2 separate regions of the Mus musculus genome follow, and region 2 is linked to region 1. The links are chromatin contacts, found by Hi-C or POLR2A ChIA-PET in ENCODE. All regions are on one chromosome and are shown on one strand. Each heading gives the region's core, a stretch centred on a gene start or an enhancer-like site at or near the end of the contact. The rest is flanking DNA. Distances are from core to core; before and after follow the strand shown.

Region 1 (2,756 bases), core at 65-2,564:
GTTTATGTCAGCTTGACACAAGCTAGTTAGTCATCAGAGAGGAGGGAGCCTCAATTGGGAAAATGCTTCCATAAGGCCTGCTGTAGGCAGGCCTGTAGGGCATTTTCTTACTTTGTTATTGATGCGAGAGGACCATCTCTGGGCTGTGGTCCTGGGTTCTATAAAGAAGCAGGCTGAACAAGCCATGGAGAGCAAGCCAGTAAGCAGCACCCTCCATGGCCTCTGCATCAGCTCCTGCCTCCAGGTTTCTGCCCTATTTGATTTCCTGTCCTGACTTCCTTTGATGATGAACAGTGATAATGGAAGTGTAAGTCAAAATAACCCTTTCCTCCCAGGTCGCTCTAGTCATGACTAATCGTCTCCTCCTAACACCTTCGCATCAGTCATTAGGTTTCAGTAAATGAATTTTGGAGAGTCATACATTTTTAGTCTATTACATTTTATTCTGTCTTGTCCTAGTTTTATTTCTATTGCTCTGATTTAATAAAAGAGGGCTGGCTTATTCAGCTTATAACTCCAGGTTACCTTCAGTCACTGAGGGGACAGCAAGCAGGGACATGAAGCAGCTAATCCAGTCAGATCCACAGTCAAGAACGGAGAGAAATGAACACATGCTTACTCTTGAGCCCCGGTTTTTCACTTTTGTACCATTCAGAGCCCAGCCCATGAATAGTACCACCCAATTTGAAAACAAGCCTCAAATGCATGCCCACAGGCCAACCTGATCTACTCAGCCACCCTACCCTGGTAATTCTAGGTTTGTCAAGATGTAAAACCAACCATTATCTGTCCCCATAAAATTCATGAGCTTCTATGCACAAACTGCACTCATTCATTCTACCAAACTCCAATATCTAATCTAAATATTATCTAAATCAGATGTGGATGGGACTCATCCTGGAGATGAAGTTCCTCCCCAGTTGTGACTCTGAGAGGCCAACTACATTATAGACTTCTAAACTACAGCTGAGGGTGAGATATCTAAAATACTCATTCACACTCCAAGAGGAAGAAAAAGGAAAGAACAAAGGGCTCGCTCGTCTCAGACAATTCTTAAACCTCACAGGGCAAGCTGAGTAATATCAAAGCCTGCTATTAATCCTCTTTGGCCCTATACTGTCCTCCAGGCCACAGAGAGCAGTAGCCCTGCCTTCCGGATCTACTGGGATGGAGATATCCCCCTGTCTCAGCTGGGCACTGGCCAAACAGTTGCAGTGGCTCCGCCCCTGCCTTGGCTTTCAGGTTCTGTGCAGTGGAGAGAGATCACAGGTGCTGCAGAGCTGCAGCAGGCAGCCCCACCCCCTGCTGCTCCCTCTCTGTTGGTTTTCACAATCCAGTAAAAGCAAGTGTGTCACAACACCCACCACCCTACCAGTGCCAATGACAAGAGTGTCACCTAGTGATCCCTGCACTGCCTTTGTCACCCTCTCCCCTTGTTTTGTATTCCCCGCTGTGGAGTCCTGCTGTGCTCCAGTTCTGTGCAGCTCAAGAAGGCTGACAGGCTGCCCTTGCTCCGCCATCTCTCGTCTGTGATTGCTTCCCTCCCAGCTGACACACTCCTGTCAGCCTTTCACTTTGACTACGTCTGCAGTTCATGTCACGCCATCTGTTCTATCAAATGGCCACTGGGACACACTTCAGTGTTGTCTTCAAAACAGTTCTCCTCATTTGTTCTGTCTTGATGAGCTAAGAATTTCCCCATATTTAAACTGTCCCCCCCTTTGCTTTGAGACTGTGTCTGTATATCTCTCTTCCTGCATGTACACAGATAGTCAGAAGGAGCCATGCTGCTCCTGCAGAGTGCCGCCAGAAGTCACAGCAAGATGCAGTCTCATTGCCTGTAAGCTCTTCCTTCCAGAAATAACTAGAACATTGCCCATGCGGTTAAGTCCTTGGCTTTTGAACAAAGTGACCTTTCCTCCAGTTTCCAGTAGCATGTTCTTCACTTTCATCTGAACTTCATCCAAATGGCCTCTGCAGTCTCTGCCCCAGCAACGTTCTCTTCAGGACTATGCGGCTGTTCTCTATTGTTATTACCATCATTATTATTAGATATTTTATTTACATTTCAAATGTTATCCCCTTTCCTGGTTTCCCGCCTGGGAACCCCCATCCCATCCCTTCTCCCCCTGCTTTTTTGCCAGTGTTCCCCTAAGAAGAGAGATACTTCTCTGCTGCACTCCTTGTTGACTTGGAATGCCTCTGAATTCCCTTTGTGGGATTACCTAGCATGCACCCTGAGGCTCCCAGTCTCTACCCATCGCCTGCTTTGTAACCCTCCCACCCCTCCAGGCAGCAACCACCCTTTTGGGACATCACTTTCTAAGAAACTTGAGCTACTACAACAAAATACCATAGGAATAAATAGCAGTGCATTCTGTCACTAATCTGGTGGACGTGGCCCCACCTTCATGACTTAATCACTTCCCCAAGATGCTGCTTCCTAACCTCACACCGAGGTAAAGAGTTCAACATTGGGGGCGGGGGGGGGTCTCAAATAAACACTCTTTTGCAGGGAATTCTGAGTAGTGATTATAAATATGCACACTGACCAATAATGTTTAGGGAAAATTCCTAAGTATATAAACAGTAAAATAAAAATTTCGTCAGGAAAGTGAATATTGTGTAATGTTTCTGCTAAATCTCCCTAAACATTTGGTAATTAAATTATAATTTTGATTTTTGTTTTGTTTCAGCTTTCTAAACTTTTTTTTAACTACTCATTTACTTATTTAATGTATATATGAGTACATTGT
Region 2 (2,999 bases), core at 108-2,607, 89 kb before region 1:
ACAGTTGCCATCACACCATGCTTTGGGGAGCGTGGATAAACAAAAAGGTTTGAGGATTGGCTGGGTTTCTGTGTCCAGCTCAGGGATTAGCTGACTAATGTCAAAGAACAGCCAGTCCTTTCCTTTCCTGCAATTAGAGAACAGGAATATTGTGAACTTTGCTCTTAGTTTCAGCAGTATATTTTTAAATTCTTAGCAAATCCAGTTCAAGTCTGTGGTATCTTGTTTTATGTTGTGTTTTAGTTCTGCCTTTATTTCTGTATTTGTTTATATACTTGAAGGCTATTTTATTTTCTAGTGTTCTAGTTTCTTTTCTGTTGCTGTGATAAAACAGTTTGGCTAAAAGTAACTTACAGGAGGAAAGTGTTTATTTGAATTACACTTCCAGATCAAAGACTTCATTGAAAGAAGGAAGTCAAAGCAGAAACTTGAAGTGAAAACCATGAAAGCATTCTGCTTGCTAGCTGCCTCAGAGGCTCATACTTTTCCATTCAGCCTAGGACCACCTGCTCAGGGGATGGTGCCACCCACAGTTGGCTGGGCTCTCTCCTACCTAATTAATAATCACGATACACACATGTGAGTTAATTTAATTGTGTGTGTGTTTGTGTGTGTGCGCACACACACGTGATAAAGCTCTGATAGGTTTTGTAACCATTGAATATGTCCATCAATCACATTACACCTGCTCCTAATCAACTCATCTCCTAAATTTGCCAACACTGCTCACCACAGTGCTTTTCTTTTTAATTTCTTTTTTTAATTTAATTTTTGTCTAGTGTATATAATGTTTTGAACAAGATTAGCCCTCATTAAAAAAAAAAAGATTAGCCCTCATAAGCTAATTTTTTTGTTTTGTTTTCTTTTGTTTTGTTTTTCGAGACAGGGTTTCTCTGTATAGCCCTGGCTGCCCTGGAACTCACTTTGTAGACCAGGCTGACCTCAAACACAGAAATCCTCCTGCCTCTGCCTCCCGAGTGCTGGGATTAAAGGCGTGCACCATCACGCCTGGCTATAAGCTAATATTTTTGAAGGCTTGGTTAGGAAGCATTGGGGGATATGGCCTTGTTGGAGGCAAGGTGTCAGCCAGGGGAGGGAGTAGGGTAGAGGTTAAAGTTCAAAAGCCCATGCCAGGCCCAGCTTCTCTCTGTCTCTATTTCTATTTCTATGTGTGCGTCTTTGTGCACACACACTCTGGTGGGAGCTATTGTCTCCTTGCCTTCAAGCTTTCCACCATGGTGATCATGAAGGAACCCTTGATGAAACTGTAAGGAAGCCCCCAATTAAATGCTTCCTTTTTCAGTTTGGTCCTGGCGTCTCTTCTCAGCGTTAGTAAGACAGCTCACTAGCTTTCCCTTCAGAGTGAGCCGTGTTTCTTTGTCAGTTCCCATCTTGGCAGCCTTGGTAAGCCTTATGTATCTCTTTTTCTTGATCTGCTATTGCCTCACATTTTCTTTTTTTCTGTAAATTGCAGCTGATTTATTTATGTCTTTTGCTTGGAGCAGTGTCTTCTGTAGTTCTGACTGGCCCAAATATACTTTGTAGTTGTGGATGACCTTTTTTTCCCCTTAAACTGATTTTCTTTCTTTCTTTCTATCTATCTATCTATCTATGTAATGCATGTGGGTACACTGTCACTGTCTTCAGACACACCAGAAGAGGGCATTGGAGATGATTGTGAGCCACCATGTGGTTGAACTCAGGACCTCTGGAAGAGAAGTCAGTGCTCTTAACCGCTGAGCCATCTCTCCAGCTCTCCAGCCCTGTGGATGACCTTAAATGCTGATCCTAGTGTCTTGGCTTCCTAAATCCTGAGATTATAGGAATTTATGATTCAACTGTCTGTAAGGCCTCTAAGTTGACCACACCCATCATTTTCCAGGAAAAAGAAACCAAGACACATTTTCTAATTGATATACTGGCTCTGGGCATATTTGGGAAGTTAGAAAATTCCTTATGGAAAAAAATTGCTAATATACAGTTATCAAGTAGCAGATGGAAGGTTGCCACATCCAAAGTATGCAGTATGTCTTGGTTTCTTTTTCCTCGAAAATGCTTGGTTTGACCAATGTCAGGATTTGGGAAGTCAAGGCAGTAGGATTAGAGTTTAAGGTCATCTATAATACATAATAATATATAAATAACACATATTCAAATATGTAACTGATTGAAAAACTAATGGTCAGTCCTGCCTAGCTATTGGCTAACATTCTGACTTCATGTTGCTCTGTTCTGCTCCCAGGTACTTACTCTGTAAGATTCTGACCCTATTAAATGTGCTAACATGACCCGCTTGCCCTTTCCTGTGAGGAGGTTACACTCCTGCTCCAGGACTCTGCCTTGGATCATGCACAGTTTCTAGCCCACTCCAGTTTCCATTTGGCTTTGCCTTAGTAGCTGCACTGGAACAAGCACCAGGAAGTTGGACTGGACTTCATTTCAATTATGTGAGTTTATCTGTGACCTCTCTGCTGACTTCTCATTTATTTATCAATTTTGCCAATAGTCTCTGAGCTCCTGTACCTCTCTCTGCTTTATCTCTCTTTGGCTGTAGAGGCAAGTGCTCCTTTATGTATAAATTCATGACAATTTTTTTAAACTAAATCTCACTGGAGGAAGTGGTACACTCCTTTAATCCCAGCACTTGGGAGGCAGAGAGGTAAACTCTCTATGAATTCAAGGCCAGCCAGGTCTGGTCTACATAGTAAGTTCTAGGACAACCAGAACTGAACAGTGAGACTGGTTAAGAGTTCTTGCTACTCTTCCAGAGGACCTGGGTTTGGGTCCCAGTGCCCACATTAATCACAACTGCCTCTGACTCCTGCTCTGGGTATCTAATACCACCCACTGGCACATATACTTACATGCACATACACACACATGGATGCACACATACATAGAATCAAATATAAAATCTTAAACAATAAAGTTATGTTTTGTTACAGTTTACATATTTTCTAAATATATTTTCCTAAATTAATTATTATTTAGCATTAAAA

What was found. Hi-C counts contacts between places; a loop is a spot of excess contacts on that map. ChIA-PET counts read pairs that join two places held with the same protein, here RNA polymerase II (POLR2A).
Region 2: a map of gastrocnemius shows a loop between it and region 1 (2.0-fold over the local background). The contact joins two enhancer-like sites. A Hi-C loop is called at or near these places in 1 of 37 maps with a recorded cell type or tissue (gastrocnemius). POLR2A ChIA-PET finds 5 or more read pairs at or near these places in 1 of 5 experiments (embryonic stem cell).

What each region holds. Positions count from the first base shown.
Region 1 is chr1:127,989,108-127,991,863 of GRCm38, reverse strand. All of the region lies in intron 11 of Zranb3 (zinc finger, RAN-binding domain containing 3), which reads left to right. Among named protein-coding and RNA genes, the nearest start is that of Gm28800, 30 kb to the right of the region's middle. Within about 2 kb of position 1,314, at least 3 of the 3 ENCODE cell types and tissues checked have a DNase peak (open chromatin) inside an H3K27ac peak, as active enhancers do.
Region 2 is chr1:128,078,194-128,081,192 of GRCm38, reverse strand. All of the region lies in intron 2 of Zranb3 (zinc finger, RAN-binding domain containing 3), which reads left to right. Among named protein-coding and RNA genes, the nearest start is that of Zranb3, 23 kb to the left of the region's middle. Within about 2 kb of position 1,357, at least 1 of the 3 ENCODE cell types and tissues checked has a DNase peak (open chromatin) inside an H3K27ac peak, as active enhancers do.